Regions from separate parts of the Homo sapiens genome. Here region 1 is linked to region 2. Evidence: read pairs that join two places in POLR2A ChIA-PET (ENCODE). Cell type or tissue: PC-3. All regions are shown on one strand. Links, peaks and the distances in the headings refer to the core of each region. The heading gives the core; the rest is flanking DNA.

Region 1 (8,326 bases), core at 23-8,022, 260 kb after region 2:
ACCTTGGAGCACCTGGAGCCCGAGAAGCTGCCCCTCACCTTTGAGATCCCAGGGACCCCCTCCCTGATCATGATGAAGGCGGAACCAAACCCGCTGAGGTGCCTGAAGGAGGAAGGGTCAGCCTCTGCCTCCCACGGCCTCTCTGATGGGGAGGATGTTATCGCAGCAGCGTGAGCTGGGAGCGGAATCGGGAGGATAGGGGTTTTCTCTATGGGTAGCTCTGGGCTCCAGGGTGGAGCCCTTTTAACCTGGCCCCTCCCCTGTGACTCTCCTTGGCCCCAAGCAAAGAAAGCAGCTTGCCCGAGGTCACCTGACAGGTAGGAACAGAGTGGGACCTGGGTTCTTTCTCACCCAGCTGCAGCTCCCCCGGCTTGCCCCACAGCCCCTTCCACCAGGTGACACAGAACCTGGCAGGCTGTGCCCCATAGAAGAGTTCACTTTCCTTCTGGTGAGGGATGGGAACCACCTTGGGGCGGGAGGGATGAGGGGTCTGGGGGCTCTCCCAGCCCTGCCTCACATTTGAAGGATGGCATCTGGGTGGCAGCATGGTTTAGGCTACACAGGGCGGCCCCGAGGTTTATAGCCTGGCCTCGGGCGGATGCTGCCATGCCACCTTCTCTTTTGCACATCCTGACCTGGCACCCTACCTAGTTAAAGGTCCTCAGGTCTCCTGGGCATTGCCCCCACTCCCTGCCCAGACACAGCTGTCCTTGTCCTGGACTAATCTTCAGAGATTCTTGTCCAGCCCACAGCTTTGCTGGACATCGCAGGCTGGGCCAGGTCCCCTGCCCAGCACTAACATCTCTTTGTGAGTCTCAACCAGACTGAGCTGTAGCGTCAGGGTCAGGGTAGGCTCTGACTTAATTGATGGTGTCAATAAACCCCCAGGACAGGGGGGTTTATTGATGGTGTCACATCTGCTTACATTCTTGGCCTCTATGGTCTCTTTGGGGCATGATACCCCTCTGTCCCATGCTTAGGTGCCCACATGTGGCCACAAGTGCCTTTCCTACCACTATCCCTACTTGAGGCCGGTGTCCAGGAACCTGTGGCTCCAGGCAGAAGGCTGAGCGCAGAGCCAGGCCTGGGCAGACATTCCGCAGGGGCTGCAGGAGCTGACAGCCCTGACCACCCAGCCCGTGGCCATCCATTCCCCTTCACCGTGGCTGGCCCCTCATCCACCATCCTTCCAGGGGCCAGGCCTGGGCCCAAACTGACTTTTGCCTGCCCCAGTCCCCCTCGTGTTCTTGGCTGAGTGTGATGGTCTTGCCCGTTTCCTTGATTATCCTCAATCAGAGGTTTATAGAGCCACTTGGGGACATCACATCTATCTACCAGGTCCTCACCAGAGACATGACTGCCTTGGGCCGGGCCTGGGATAGTCAGGGGTCAGACTCACCTGTTGGGACCTGGCTTCAGCGGCTTCAATGTGGGCAATGGCCTGATGGGCGGCTGCCCCTTCTCCTCTGCTTGGGGGAGGTAGGAGAGGAAGGTCAGGCAGGAGATCTGCTTCCGGCCCACCTGACGCTGGTTGGAAGCAGGGCGCCCACCTGTGCCTGTCTCACCTCGCTGCAGGTGCATCGGAGGCTGAACCGCTCTCCTGATCTCCTGCAGGTGCAGATTCCACATTTCCAGTGGGTGTCGGGGTGGGCTCCAGAGCTCTCCTGGCCCTAGGGAACCCTGGGCTCCATGAGGCCTTGGCCTAGCCAGATTGTTTCCCACACTGTCACCTCCCCATACCGTCACCTCCTCAAACATGGGGCTGCATGCTCTGTGCCCTGGGTGGGACATTGGAAGGAGTTCCACCTTCCAGGTTTGGATCACAGTAAAGCCTCTGCCATGGGGATGTGCTGGCTGAGACAGATGGGGTTGAACCAGCCCTGTCACTTTGGCCTTGGGCAAGTCACCTGTGCCTTGCTTCCCTTTCCCCAGCAGCCAGACGGGGATAATAGCACCCATTTCACCCGTACTCAGGTGCTCACTTGTTAGCGGGAACTGAGTCCCAGAGGAGGTGCAGGCAGAGCCATCGAGAAAGCACTGCAGCTGGACCTGGGTCTGAGTCGCAGTTCCTGGCTGTGAGATGCGTCTCTCCCTCTGTTTATTCATCTGAAGGACAGGGCTGTGCTGTTCTGGGGTCACTGTGACAATTCAGCTGGCCTGTGTGAGTTGGTGGTGGCTTCCTGAGATGGTTTGAGGTGGGCTGGAGGTGTGTCTTGAATGCCCCCTCGCCTCCATGGGGAAGACCCACTTAGGGAAGACTCGTGGCTGTATGGAGGAACCCACGTTCCCTGCCCCCCAGCTGTCCTCTGTCCTTTCCCAGCCCCCTCTGCTGTCCTGCAGTTTCTGGCAGTGGCCATCCAGCTTGTTGGTCATCTGGCTGGTCCACTCTTCCAGGTGGACCCTCTCTCCTCATGTGGTGCAGGTCCCATTGCACCACCACCAGACAGGCCATGCTAGCCCCAGGGCCCCCTTTCCCTGTTACCCAGCCCCCACCCCCAGCTATGTGCCCCCTCCCTAAAGCCCACTGTGTCCACCAGCTGTGTTTGAACTGTCTGTGTGCAAGACCTCATGCAAAGCCTGAAACAGCCTGGCTTGTAGAGGGCCAGGAGACCAAAGCTTGAAGAGAGAGTGACGGTCTCCCAGAGCCCACTTAGCCTCAGCCCCAGGGCTGTGTCCATGCTGGTCCTGGCTCCATTGAGCCAATTCTCTCCCATGACGCCTGTAAGGGCTCCAGTGGTGATGGAGGTAGCTGGAGAGAACAAGGCTGCCATAACCCTCCCTCCCTGAGAAGGCCCAATGGGGAACGTTTTAGGCATCAGGGCATTCTGGGGGCATCTTCCAGGGACCCCTCCTACACCCTGCCCTGCCCTGGCTCTCTAGTGAGAAATTGCAGTTGCTTGGACAGTGGGGCTGACCCAGGACAAATGCATATATTGGGCTGGTCTTTGGGGTGCTGGGGTGGGGGCATGGGCGCTTCAGGGATAGGAAGGAGAGGCCTGTGTATTCCAGAAGTACAGAGGAACCTGGTGCCGGCCACAGTCAATCCCGATGTGATGATCTTTCTACCCGCCCTCTTTGATGTCTTGGTGCTGGCTGCTGTCTTTGGCCACATAAGCTCATGGTCTGGGTTCCTGGGGTCCCCTCGCTGGGCCTCCACACTGCCTGCAGGTAGAGGAGCCTTCAGGCCAGGACTATCCTTGGCTCCCCTTTCCAGGTCATGGGTTCAAAGACCATTCCTGGGTTCCACCACCGCCAAGCCTCAATGGTGTCCTGATGGGCACGGGAGCTGCTGGGGCGTTCTGGGTTAAGACCCTTGCCTATCCCAGTGTTCCCCCCTGCAGTGGGGCTGCAGGGGTTGGCCTCAGTCTCTGCCCTGGGAGCCTGCCTCACCTTGGCCTGGCGGCCCCACACCTGCCCTGGAAGACCCCCCCACACTCAGTGGCTCTGATTCACTGTAGAGCAGCCAGGGCCCCCGTTGCTCACACCCTCTGGCCTGAGGCTGACTGGCTCTGTGGCTGGGTTTGGGGGTCAGGGAGGGGGGTGGGCCTTGCCCTCAGCAGCCCCCATTCCCACTCCGACCCCTTTTCAGTCTTCCTCCTCTTGTGGGCTCTACCCTGGGGCGCCCCCAGCTCCTCACACCATATGACCGTCTAAGTATCTAGAAATCAGTTTTTTAAATACCAACTTTGGATTGCTTCCTGACTTTTCCATACCCCCAAAGGGCCAGTGTTTGTCTTAGGACTGACAGTCCCTCCAGCTCTACTGGGCCAGACCAGGCGGGCGTAAGGGTGCCCCTGCCCCAGCCCTCTTTGGGGCGGGCTTCTGTCCCCTTCCTGCTGCCTCTGCAGCTGAGTTCCTGCCCCAGGGAGAGAAACTTAACCCAGCTCTGTGGGGATGAAGGTGCCCTGCAAAGCGCCACGGGAGGGCTGCCAGGCTGCCGTGTTCTGCTGTCTGAGGCCCGCCATGCTGGGCCACGCCCAGAGCCGGCCTGAGTGCCCCCACCTCAGTGGGCTTTGTGATGTGTATGTACAGGATCACACCTTGCCCTTTCCTCCGGTCTGACCCTTCCCTATCTCCCCGCCTCAACCCCATGTCCTGTGTGTGAGCACCCAGCTCACTCTCGTTCCTCCCTCTCCAAAGTGTGGTCCCTGGCAGCACGAGTGGCAAGAGGGTCAGCAGAGACTGCGGACACCTGAGCTGTGCCTAAGTCCTCTGTGTGGTCTAGCTGTGTGTGCTGGGGGAGGCTCTTGGCCACCATTTCCCCCTCTGTAAATGAGACCGATACCTGTGGCATGGAGGGCGGGAGGCTGGTGTGAGTGCCAAGCACTTGGAGCAGGGCCCTGAGTGAGCATGGACGTGGGAGCAGGGGTGTTTCTCAACTTTGTGCACCTTGGGGATGGGAGTGGGGCTCCCCGCGTGGGTTGACAAGGCATTGCTTTCCCCCACCCCACCTCTGTCCCAGCCCTGCAAGTCCAATCCTTGGGGGTTTTGGAGGGAAGAAGCCCTGGCTGTGTGTCCTCGAGCTGGTCCTTGGCCCTCTCTGGCTCTGAGTTCTGGGGAAAGTCAGTGGTGCTGGAACTCCGGATTCATTCCTCAGGGTTGAGGCACCGTCTGTGGAAGCCATGGGGCAAGGTGAAGGCAGGGAGAGGAGAGGTTTGGAGTTTGGGTTTCAGCAGAGGGAGCAGCAGCATGAGGGGTCACCTGTGTGTAGAGGAAAGGGAGTGAAGGCCAGGAGTGGGGAATGAGTCTGAGTGCACCCAGGACGGTGCTGCGCCTCCTCCCACATCCACTTGGCCCCGGGGGAGGGAGAAGAAAGGCCATAAGACAAAGGGGAAGCTGAGTTGGGTCCACACATGTCCTTCCAGGACCTGGAGGTGCCACTGTCTGGCCCTCATGCAGTGGGAAGTGGGGGAAGGAAGATTCCCTCCCCACACCTCCTGTTCTCTGTCCCAGGTCTCCTGGCCTCCTGTGCTCCTAAGTTCAGTCTCTGTCGGCCCCCAACATCATTTCTAGTGTTGGTGGGAGGGAGCTGGGAACAGGCGAGGGGTAGGTGGGGCCTGCTTGGGGGAGTCTGCCTGACTGCCTGGGCCACTGCCCACAGTACTGGGGAGCTTTTCTGGCACACCAACTGCACCCCCCAGGCACTGCCAATGACAGCCCCCGGGGAGTGTTTGCAGAAGGCCTTGGCAGGAGGCGCGGTGGACCCCACCCAGAACAAACAATTGGGGTGGGGTCAGGGAGAACCGCCCTCCACTTACCTGTCTGGAGAGGGTCCTCTGTACCACACTGTGTGCTTCTACACACCCAGGCTGAACACCCCATGGGAGGCCCTCCACTTTAGCACCTTGACAAGAAGGGTGGGGACACTGGGATCAGGCCCAGCCCCCTGGCCCCAAACCGTGCAACCCCAGCTGGAGGATGAGGAGATGCTGGGCTTGGGTGGGGGAATCAGGGGTGTAAAGGGGCCTGCTCACCCCTCAGCTTGGCTTAAAGGCTCAAGAGGTCAAAGGCTTAGGCTGCCCCTCAGGAAGGCGCCCGGGCCCAGCCAGACACTCACCAGGACAAGGGCCAGTGTGACGAGCAGGAGGCCCAGGATGAGGAGAGCCACGGCATAGCAAGGGATGGAGGCGTCCAGCGGACTGGAGACTTCAGGGCTGGGGGTGCCTGGAGCAGAGCAAGAAGGCCATGGCCAGGCGGGGCCCTGCCTCCCAGACTTCTGAGAAGGCAGAATCTGGGCTCAGAAGGTGCTGCGGGACCAGGGAGCTGGGGCTAGGAGCACCTTGGAGGGCTCCATGAGGAGGGGAGGCAGGCTTCAGATCAGGGCATGTGGAGGCAGCGAGCCCAAGGGAGGAGGCAGATGGACAGAGGGAGGGGGCCTGCAGAGGGAAGGAGGTACTGACCGAGGTCTGGGATGACCATCTCCACCAAGAGGCCCTCTGCCTTCCCCAGGGTGTGCAGACCCTGGCGCAAACGGTCCCACATGAGAGCCTGGGCTGGCGCCGCCCTGAAGAAGGTGGCACCCATTCTGGCAGTCAGTGGCTCCGGCCTGGTGGGAGGATCATCACAGACTTCAGGGGGCTGGGCAGCCTTGGGGGACTAGGGGAGGTCATCTCTTCCAGCCTCCTGCCCTCAACCCCAGAACCCAGGTCTGAGCCCTGGGTCACCCAGGGCCACCCTGAACCCACGGGAATTCCTCCACCACCACTTGGTCAAAGTTCTGCAGAGGTCTGAGGATGAAGTTCAGCTGGGGGGTCAGGAGAGGATGAAGAGGGTCACAGCTCTACCAAAGTCTTGTCCAGTCATCCCCCATCTTCCCGAGGCCTCTTCCTCGACCCCCCACTTCATCCCGCCACTTCACCCATCTCGTCAGCTGCCCTTGAAGTGCCCAGAACTCAGGGCTGGTTTTGTCCTCCAAAGCCTTGGTGTAGGGCTGGACCAGGATCTGCAGCCAAACTTCATACAGCACCAGCTCTGCCTTCTCCCCTAGAGTGATGGGGGTGGAGGTGGCATCAGCCTGCATCCCCTCTCCTGGAAGCCCTGGAGTGGGACACACACCCAAGCTCTTATGCTCCATCCAGGGGTCAGCTGCCACTGGTCTAAAAACCAAATTTCTTGCTGCCTGTTTTTGTGTGGCCCATGAATTAAGAATGGCTTTTACATGTTTAAATGGTTGAAAACATGGAAAGTAGAATCGTATCTTGTGACACATGAGAAGTACGTGAGATGCAAACTTCCATGTCCATAAAGAAAGGTTTCCGGGAACGTGGCCACGCTCATTTGTTGACATGTTGCCTAGGGCTGCTTTCTTGCTAAGAGGAGGGTTTGAGTAGGTGGTGACAGAGACCCAGTGGCCTGCAGAGCCTTAAAGAGTTCCCATCGGGCCCTTTACAGAAAATGCTTGCTAACCCCTGTACTAATCCATCTAATGGAATACACTGCCCACTCCGTGAGTTGATCCTAGTAGGAAATGTTGCTGATAATTTAACAGCTGCTGCTTTTATGTTTTATTTTGTCCCTGATCCGGTGGGAGACACGTAAGAAAATTCACTCCCTGGGTGGAGGTCATGGTGGGGCTTGTGGCCATCAATGGTGAAGCCTCTTTAAGAGGACACATGGGGAGCTCTACCATCTGTTGAGAGGGTTGTGAGGGGCCCTCTGTGTTGAGGAATGAAGAGGGAACGCTGCCTGTGTGCTGGGAGCTGGCTTTCTGGGGAGCAGAAGAGATGGTGGTTCGGGCCTGCGGAGGCAGAGGCCCAAACCAATCTGGTCTCTGGGGCTGCCGGCAGGGAGAGTAGTTGTGTAGGAGTGAGTGCAGGGGCAAAGCCCGAAGGAGGGCACCCCTGAACGCACCCCCGACCGCACCCCCAGGAGGCTGTGGTGGTGGGGGTGGGGCAGCACTGTAGGAGGACCAGCACCTTCTGTGGCTGAGGGGTCCTCGGAGAGCAGCTCTGGGCTGTGCGTAGCTGGAGGGGACTGATTTGACCCAGCGCTCTCCTAACTTGGGTGTGGAACAGCTCTCCCTGTTTGAATGGCAACAAGCTTGCAGAAGTCATCCTGCAGGAGGCCCCAAGAGGAGATATGGGCTTCTTGCAGCCCCTGCACTGGGGCAGAGCTGAGGGCTTTTGCCCCTGACTTGGTGGGACAGATCTTGTCATGCATGTGAGGACTCAGTGAGGTCCTGGGCAATCAGGGAGGTGACGGGACCCTCTCATCCTTCTGATCTTGACTGCTTCTCGCCTCTGTCCAGCTCCTTGCTAAAGCTCTATGCCCCATTCCTCTCTGTGGCCCCAACACATGAGCAAGTGTTGTCTGAAGGAAATTCTGCCCATTCTCTAGAAGGGGAACACCAAGGTTTAGAGAGGGAAAGAGCCTGCTGGCCCAGAGACACACAGGGATTGCAGCCCCGACTCACCATTGGCCACGATGCTGGATTTCTGGAGGATGGGATCTGTTATGTTTTGGGCCAAGTGATTAGCCAGGCCTTGGAGGTGGGTAGTGATGGGAGTCTGGAACTTGTATTCGATATAAACACCCACCCACTGGTCCGCATTGCTAGAGAAGCACAAGGGGAGAGTGCAGAGGTCACAAGCTCTTTGCCAGCACGTTTCTAGAGCAGGTAGAGTCCCCCAAAATGCACACCCTCTGGCGTGGGGGCCCCCTACCTTCTAGGCAGAGCTAGCTTACACAGCCAAGCTACAGCTACCTGGGGCAAAGTCCTTTCCCAGCTAGCCCCAAACCTACACCCCCACATCCTGGTTCTGGGTCACAGAGCTGCCTCCCTCTGTCCCAGGGCAGCCCCCAAGAGAGCAGCAGGGCAGGCTGAGTG
Region 2 (8,326 bases), core at 290-8,289:
GGGAGCATGCAAGTAGAGTCAGGAATTAGAAAGTTAGCAGGGCCAGGCCGGGCGCAGTCGCTCACTCCTGTAATCCCAGCACTTTGGGAGGCAGAGGCGGGCGGATCACGAGGTCAGGAGATCGAGACCATCCTGGCTAACACAGTGAAACCCTGTCTCTACTAAAAATACAAAAAATTAGCTGGGCGTGGTGGTGGGCGCCTGTAGTCCCTGCTACTCGGGAGGCTGAGGCAGGAGAATGGCCTGAACCCGGGAGGCGGAGCTTACAGTGAGCCGAGATTGTGCCACTGCACCCCAGCCTGGGCGACAGAGCGAGACTCCGTCTCAAAAACAAAACAAAACAAAAACAACAACAACAAAAAAGAAAATTAGCAGGGCCAGAGGGAACTCAGATTTAGCAGGCACCCACCGAGTGCCCAGCATTGGGTCAGATGTGTTTAATCTCCACACTCTTCTTTCCAGGAAGGTATCATCATTGTTTGACAGATGTGAAACTGAGACCCAGAGAGGTTAAATAACTTGCCTTATGTACCACAGCTAGAAAGAAGCAACCACAGATGTTTGAACTCAGAGTTCTGACTCCCTTTACTATCTCAGCCGAATGTATGAGAAAAATAAACTTTTAAGTGACTCAAACTGCCCAAAGGGGTTAGCTTTGGGAGATGAGGGTGTTCCATAGTGGAAAAGATGTGTTGGTGATCTGTTGCTGCATAAAAATTACCCCACAGCTCAGCAGCTTAAAACAGCAAACATTTGGCCAGGTGCAGTGGCTCCAGGAAGTTTAGACTGCAGTAAGCTGTGATTGTACCACTGCATTCCAGCCTGGGCAACAGAGCGAGACACTGTCTCAAAACAAACAAACAAAAAAAAACCCAACAACAATCATTTATTATTGTGAGATCACACAATTTCTGAGGGTCAGAAATCCAAGAACAGCTTGAAGAGGTCTCATCTAGCTCAGGGTCTGTCATGAGGCTGCAGTCAAGATGTCAGCTGGGCATGGAGGATCTACTCCCAAACTTACTTCACATATCTGTTGGTCAGAGGCCTCTGTTTCTCCACTGGTCTGATCATGACCTGGCAGCTGGCTTCCCCTAGAGCAAGTGATCAGAAAGAGACAAAGAAAGAGAGGGACAGAGAAAATAAGCAGGAAGCTGCAGTGCCTGTTATGGGCCAGCCTCCTCTGAAGTTGCACGCCATCATTTCCAGTTTATTATATTAGTTGGAAGGTAGCCCAGCCTACATTCAAAAGGAGGGGTTTCAGACTTCATTTCCTGAAGGGAAGGGTATCAAAGAACTGTAGGCATTTCAAAAATCACAACAGAGCCGGGCGCGGTGGCTCACGCCTGTAATCCCAGAACTTTGGGAGGCTAAGGCGGGTGGATCACAAGGTCAGGAGATCGAGACCATCCTGGCTAACACAGTGAAACCCGGTCTGTACTAAAAATATAAAAAATTAGCCGGGCATGGTGGTGAGTGCCTGTAGTCCCAGCTATTTGGGAGGCTGAGGCAGGAGAATCGCAGGAACCCGGAAGGCAGAGGTTGCAGTGAGCCGAGATTGCGCCACTGCACTTTAGCCTGGGTGACAGAATGAGACTCCGTCTCAAAAAAAAAAAATCGCAACAGAAGGCGAGTGTTTGGGAGGCAAATTTAGGAGGAGACGGAAGAAGGAATCAACATATTGAAGCAAACACGTGGAAAGAACACTGACCTTGAATCAGGAGAGCTAGGTTTATTTCCCGGCATACAGCAAGCACTTAATAGATGTTTAAGTGAATGCATGATTGACAATTTTTCTGAGATTGTTTTCACAGACGTAACAGCAGTTACCACCCCACATGCTCTCCTGAGGATTGAGTGGGATTATGGGTATCAGAGCTCTCTGTAAATGTAATAGTGCTGGTTGATGATGCCTGGAAGTGAATGTGGTCTGGGAGACAGGGAGAGGGCTCTGCCATACAAGAGCCTCTGCCCAGGCCAGGCATCTCTTCTGTCAGACTGAGTCCCAGGCCCTGGGGTAGTGCTCTGATTCCAGCTCTCCTTCTCAGCTCTCTATCTCACCCTCGGTCCAACCTCCTCACCATGGCTCAGCTCTAGGTATTGCTTTTCTCCTTCAGCCAGTCAGGACAGGACCCAGGAGACTTACCATTGGCCAAGCCTCTTGCCTGCAGGCCACTCTACCTCTTGTGCTGGCTCTGGCCCCACAGATGGGGAATGGGGGTTTGCATTGCAGACCCAGTGAGTGATGCCATTTGAGGACAAGAACCATTAATCTTGCATGAAATTCAATTGCTCTCCTAGCAGATAGGCCAAGTCACCGGAGTCCTGAGAGGAAGAGGGGTGTGTGGGGCCTAGAATGAATGAGGAGTGGTGTCTGTGGAAGGGGAAAGGAGAGGAGAGGCAAAAGCATCCATGGGACCTCCTTCTCGTTCTCCTTAAGACGGGATGCTGCCAGTAGTTCCCCTATCTTCCTTCCAGACTCTAGAGGCAAGTGCAGCGAAAAGCCACTCACCTGGGCAACATTAGTGTTCCCAGGAGAGCTCCTATTCCTGAAAGACTTCCCAAGAGCCTGCTGTGATGCCCAGAATCCTCCATTATTGCTTCCCCCCTTAGGATCAGTTTTGTCCTCTGAAGATAAGGTCCCTCCAAAATGGGAATTGGTCAAAACAAAATAATCCGGATGCTTGAGAACGTTGGGATGGGAGGAAGATATAGAGCTGATAAAGTGAGGAATCATTATCAATTACAGCTGACATTTAGTTAGCACGTACTATGTGCCAGACACTATCCTAAGCACTTTACATGTACAAACTCATCACATACAACAAGCACTATGAGGTAGCTGCTACCCACTTCATACGTAAATTAGAGCCAGATCCAGAGACAGATGGTCTGGCTCCAGTGTCTGCTCTTAACCATGGCACTAGACCATTGCAGGAGGAAGGGAAGGCAGGGCAGAAAGCCACCAGCTATCAAGACCTCCCTGGCTATCCATAATGAAGGGCACAGCACTCCAGGGCGTGTTCTGCTTTGCATTTGCCTGGTGTGGAAGGCATCAGGGCTGGTCCTTCTCCAGCACTGACCTGGGGCAGAGATAGGGAGCTTGGTTGGGTCTGCTTCCCTAGAAATATATCATATGCCCTTCAGGGTGCACTGAAGTTTGTCTGTTTTTGAGACGGAGTTTCGCTCTGTCACCAGGCTGGAGTGCAGTGGTGTGATCTCTGCTCACTGCAACCTCCACCTCCTGGGTTCAAGTGATTCTTCTGCCTCAGCCTCCTCAGTAGCTGGGACAACAGGCGCATGCCACCACGCCCAGCTAATTTTTGTATTTTCAGTAGAGATGGGGTTTCACCATGTTGGCCAGGATGGTCTCCATCTCTTGATCTCGTGATCCACCTGCCTCGGCCTCCCAAAGTGCTGGGATTACAGGTGTGAGCCACTTCGCCCGACCGAGGTTTTTGTTTACAACTCAGAAAATGCTTGCCCATCTGACACCCAGAAGCAGCTAATGGGGTGGTTACGAGTTTGGACTCTAGAGCTCCACTGCCTGTGTTGGAATCCCAGGTCTGCCACTTACCAGCTGTGCCCTTGGTCAAGCTATGGAACGTCTCTGTGCCTCGATTTCTTTCCCTGTGAAATAGAAACAATGACAATAGTACTTATCTCTTAGAATTGGCTCAGGTTAGGCCGGGCGTGGTGGTTTATGCCTGTAATCCCAGCAATTCGGGAGGCCGAGGCGGACAGATCACTTGAGGTCAGAAGTTTGAGACGGGTCTGGCCAACATGGTGAAACCCCATCTCTACTAAAAATATAAAAATTAGCTGGGCATGATGGCGCACACCTGTAATCCCAGCTACTCCGGAGGCTGAGGCAGCAGAATCGCTTAAACCTGGGAGGCAGAGTTTGCAGTGAGCCGAGATTGGGCCACTACACTCCAGAGCGAGTGTAGTGTCACCTGGGTGACAGAGCGAGACAGAGCACAAACAAAACAAAACAAAAAACCGAAAAACAAAAAACAAAAAAATGATTGTCTTAGGTTATACCCCAGTACTTCCATGGAGTTGTCACCCCAGATTTCAGAGATAGGCTAAATCCCTTGTCTATAGATTCAGCTACTGAGCATTAAAGCTTGTAGGGAAACCCGTGGTGGTGGGGGGATGGGGTAAAAAAACACAGGGAGGCAGAAGGGGGATGTTGACTTCCATGTGGCAGCCAGCACTGCTGGGCCTCAGCTGTTCATTGACAGGCAGGACTGCAGGCCCAGTGGTTTTATTTTGATTGTGTGTGATTGAACATTTTCTGCTTCATTTCAATGAGAGTTGTCTGTGTCAGCTTTTCTGAATGTTACATAGATAGAACCCTTCTTCCTTCACATCCGGTTGAGTCAGGCTCATGACAAACAATGTAATTTCCTTGCTGTAGAGTCCCCTAGGGTCTGGAGTACTGGGAAGAAGCCAGGAAATTGTTCCCTTTTTCCTGGGTCGCCTCTCTTCCTGACAGTTGTTCCTTTCCCACCTTCCCATGGTGGTGAGAGTGGAAACAGCATTTTTCACATGCTACCCTTGATACCTCCATCCCCCAGCCTGCCAGCCTGGAACAGAGCCCCCAAATCAAGCTGGATGAATTGGGGTTCCTCTCAATTCCAGGAGACACTTAGTCAAATTCCCTTTATGGCCACGAGGATAATTACAACCAGATAATTGTCTTCCTTCTCTTGAACGAACGATGAAGTAAATCAAGTGTGCCTGCCTTCTACTCTGAAGTAAATCACAAAGCACCCTGTATGTATTCTCCCAGAAGATAAATTTTATACATTTCAACAAGGAAAGAGAACATATTTTGTTTGCAAAATTCCTGGGAGAACTCTCTATCTCTCTCTGCCCAGAAATTATGTGTACCTGCTGATGAATGACCTGCCTGATGAACCTGCCTTGGGAAAGATAATAGAGTTATGATTGGATGTCACCAGCTCTCATCATTTCTGCTGTGGGAGAAGTCACAGGAGCAGGCAGAACTCTTCCCTCTGATGAAGCAGTTGTCTTCTTGTAACCACAGATCTTCTTCGTTCACTGGGGTTGTGGGCACACCTTTAAGATTCTGCCCTGCGCCGGGCGCGGTGGCTCACGCCTGTAATCCCAGCACTTTGGGAGGCCGAGGCGGGTGGATCACGAGGTCAGGAGATCAAGACCATCCTGGCTAACATGGTGAAACCCCGTCTCTACTAAAAGCACAAAAAATTAGCCGGGCCTGGTGGCGGGCGCCTGTAGTCCCAGTTGCTCAGGAGGCTGAGGCAGAAGAATGGCGTGAACCCGGGAGGCGGAGCTTGCAGTGAGCCGAGATCACGCCACTGTACTCCAGCCTGGGCGACAGAGCCAGATTCCGTCTCAAAAAAAAAAAAAAAAGAAAAGAAAAAGATTCTGCCCTGAAGTCCAAGTGAGCTACACAGGTCCAGTGTTTTCAAAAAAGAAGTCCCCAAACTCATGTTTTTATGTGACAGTTTCAGGTTTTTATTTTTTATTTTTTTATGTTTAATTGTTTTTAGACAGAGTCTCACTCTGTTGCCCAGGCTGGAGGGCAGTGGCACGACCTTGGCTCACTGCAACCTCTCCGCCTCCTGGGTTCAGGCGATTCTCCTGCCTCAGCCTCCCGAGTAGCTGGGACTACAGGCTTATGCCACCACGCCCTGCTGATTTTTGTGTTTTTAGTAAAGATGCGGTTTCACCAGGATGGTCTCCATCTCTTGACCTTGTGATCCGCCCACCTCGGCCTCCCAAAGTGCTGGGATTACAGGAGTGAGCCACTGCGCCCAGCCTATTTTTTATTTTTAAATTTCTTTTAGAGACAAGGTCTCATTTTGTTGACCAGAGCTGGAGTGCACTGGTGCAGTCATAGCTCACTGCAGACCTGAACCCCTGGGCTCAAGGGATTCGCAGGCACATGCCATGTGGGCCAGTTTCAGGTTTTTAAATGTTGTCGACTGTTTCAGTTATCTATTGCTGAGTAACAAATCACCTTAAAATCACAAATCACCAGGCCAGGCGCGGTGGCTCACGCCTGCAATCCCAGCACTTTGGGAGGCTGAGGCGGGCGGATCACGAGGTCAGGAGATTGAGACCATCCTGGCTAACACGGTGAAACCCCGTCTCTACTAAAAATACAAAAAATTAGCCGGGCGTGGTGGTGGCCGGTGCCTGTAGTCCCAGCTACTCAGGAGGCTGAGGCAGGAGAATGGTGTGAACCCAGGAGGCGGAGCTTGCAGTGAGTGGAGATTGCGCCATTGCCCTCCAGCCTGGGCAACACAGCGAGACTCCCATCACACACACACACACACAAAAATCACACATCCCCTTAATTAGTGGCTAAAATAGCAATGATGTATTATTTATGTTTTTTTACTATTATATATTTTTTAAAAATAGAGATGGGCTGGGTGCAGTGGCTCACGCCTATAATCCCAGCACTTTGGGAGGCCGAGGAGGGTAGATCTCCTAAGGTCAGGAGTTCTAGACCAGCCTGGTCAACATAGTGGACCCTGTCTCTACTAAAAACACAAAATTAGCCAGGCATGGTGGTGGGCACCTGTAATCCCAGCTACTCGGGAGGCTGAGGCAGGAGAATTGCTTGAACCCAGGAGGCGGAAGTTCCAGTGAGCTGAGATCAGTGTAGCCTGGGCAGCAGAGCAAGACTCCATCTCACACAAAAAAAAGAGATGGGGTCTCACTATGTTGCCCAGGCTGGTCTTGAACTCCTGGGCTCAAGTGATCTGCTCACCTATGCCTCCCAAAGGGCTGAGATTATAGGCATGACGCACCATGTCCAGCCAATGATGTATTATTTCTAATGACTTCGTTTTGGCTGGGTTCAGCTGGGCAGTTAGTTCTTCTGCTCCACTTAATACTGGCTGTGGTCACTCACATGGCTTCATTCAGCTGGGAGCTTGACAGAGGTCAGAACACTCAAGATGGCTTCATTCATAAGTCTAGTGCCTCTGCTGGGGTGGCTGGAAGGCTGGGGGTGTTGGCTGGGCCTCTCTTTTCATGGACTCTAGCCTAAGCTTCTTTCTTGAGTGGCTTGATCCCAAAACAGTGAAAATGGGAGCTGTCAGGCTTTGTAAGGCCTAGACCTAGATGTCACACATTATCATGTCCTCTACATTCCATTGGTCAAACCAAGATACATGTCTAGACCAGATTCAAGGGATAAGGAAATAAACTGTACCTCTTGGTGAAAGGCCTGACATGTATATACAGGAATGGGAGGAACTGTTGACAGCCATCTCTGCAGACAATCTACCACATGAACTAACTCATGTGTTTTTGTTTTTTGTTTTTGAGATGGAGTCTCGCCCTGTCGCCTAGGTTGGAGTGCAATGGCACGATCTCGGCTCACTGCAACCTCCGCCTCCCAGGTTCAAGCGATTCTTCTTCCTCAGCCTCCCAAGGAGCTGAGATTGCAGGTGCCCGCCACCACGCCTGGCTAATTTTTTTTTTTTTTTTTTTTTTTTTTTTTTTTGAGACGGAGTCTCGCTCTGTCGCCCAGGCTGGAGTGCAGTGGTGGAGTCTTGGCTCACTGCAAGCTCCGCCTCCTGGGTTCACGCCATTCTCCTGCCTCAGCCTCCAGAGTAGCTGGAACTACAGGTGCCTGCCACCACGCCTGGCTAATTTTTTTTTGTATTTTTAGTAGAGATGGGGTTTCATCATGTTGGCCAGGCTGGTCTCAAACGCCTGACCTTGTGATCTGCTGGCCTCAGCCTCCCAAAGTGCTGGGATTACAGGCGTGAGACACTGCGCCTGGCCTAGCTCATGCTTTTAAATAACGTATCTGTAGCTCAGTTTAGCCCAAGGTTGCAACTTCCTTTTTTTTTTTTTTTGAGACAGAGTATCTCTCTGTCGCCAGCCTGGAGTGCAGTGACCTGATCTCAGCTCACTGCAACTTCCATCTCCTGGGTTCAAGCAATTCCCTGCCTCAGCCTCCCAAGTAGCTAGGATTACAGGCGCCCACCACCATGCCTGGCTAATTTTTGTATATATATATTTTTTAGTAGAGACGGGGTTTCACCATCTTGGCCAGGCTAGTCTTGAACTCCTGACCTTGTGATCCACCTGCCTCAGCCTCCCAAAGTGCTGGGATTACAGGCGTGAGCCACCACACCCAGCCTCCTTTTATTTTTTTAATTTAAATTTTATTTTTTTGAGACAGAATCTTGCTGTGACGCCCAGGCTGGAGTGTAGTGGAGCAATCAGGGCTCACTGCAAACTCTGCCTCCTGAGTTCAAGCAATTCTCCTGTCTCAGCCTCCCGAGTAACTGGGATTGCAAGTGCCCAC

Evidence for each region. ChIA-PET counts read pairs that join two places held together with the same protein. Peaks named below come from ENCODE experiments on the same cell type or tissue, not always from the same donor. Only the 100,000 strongest peaks of a DNase experiment are listed, where the experiment ranks them.
Region 1: POLR2A ChIA-PET joins it to region 2 with 11 read pairs; 5 of 35 experiments call an interaction of 5 or more read pairs at or near these places.

The regions. Positions count from the first base shown.
Region 1 is chr15:75,220,501-75,228,826 of GRCh38, forward strand. It overlaps the pseudogene TRCG1P. Among named protein-coding and RNA genes, the nearest start is that of C15orf39, 23 kb to the left of the region's middle. In PC-3, for the core only: no CTCF peak of the experiment used is centred there; no DNase peak of the experiment used is centred there.
Region 2 is chr15:74,960,663-74,968,988 of GRCh38, forward strand. No RefSeq gene overlaps it. Among named protein-coding and RNA genes, the nearest start is that of RPP25, 8.1 kb to the left of the region's middle. In PC-3, for the core only: no CTCF peak of the experiment used is centred there; a DNase peak (open chromatin) is centred at 4,389; H3K27ac peaks cover 750 bases.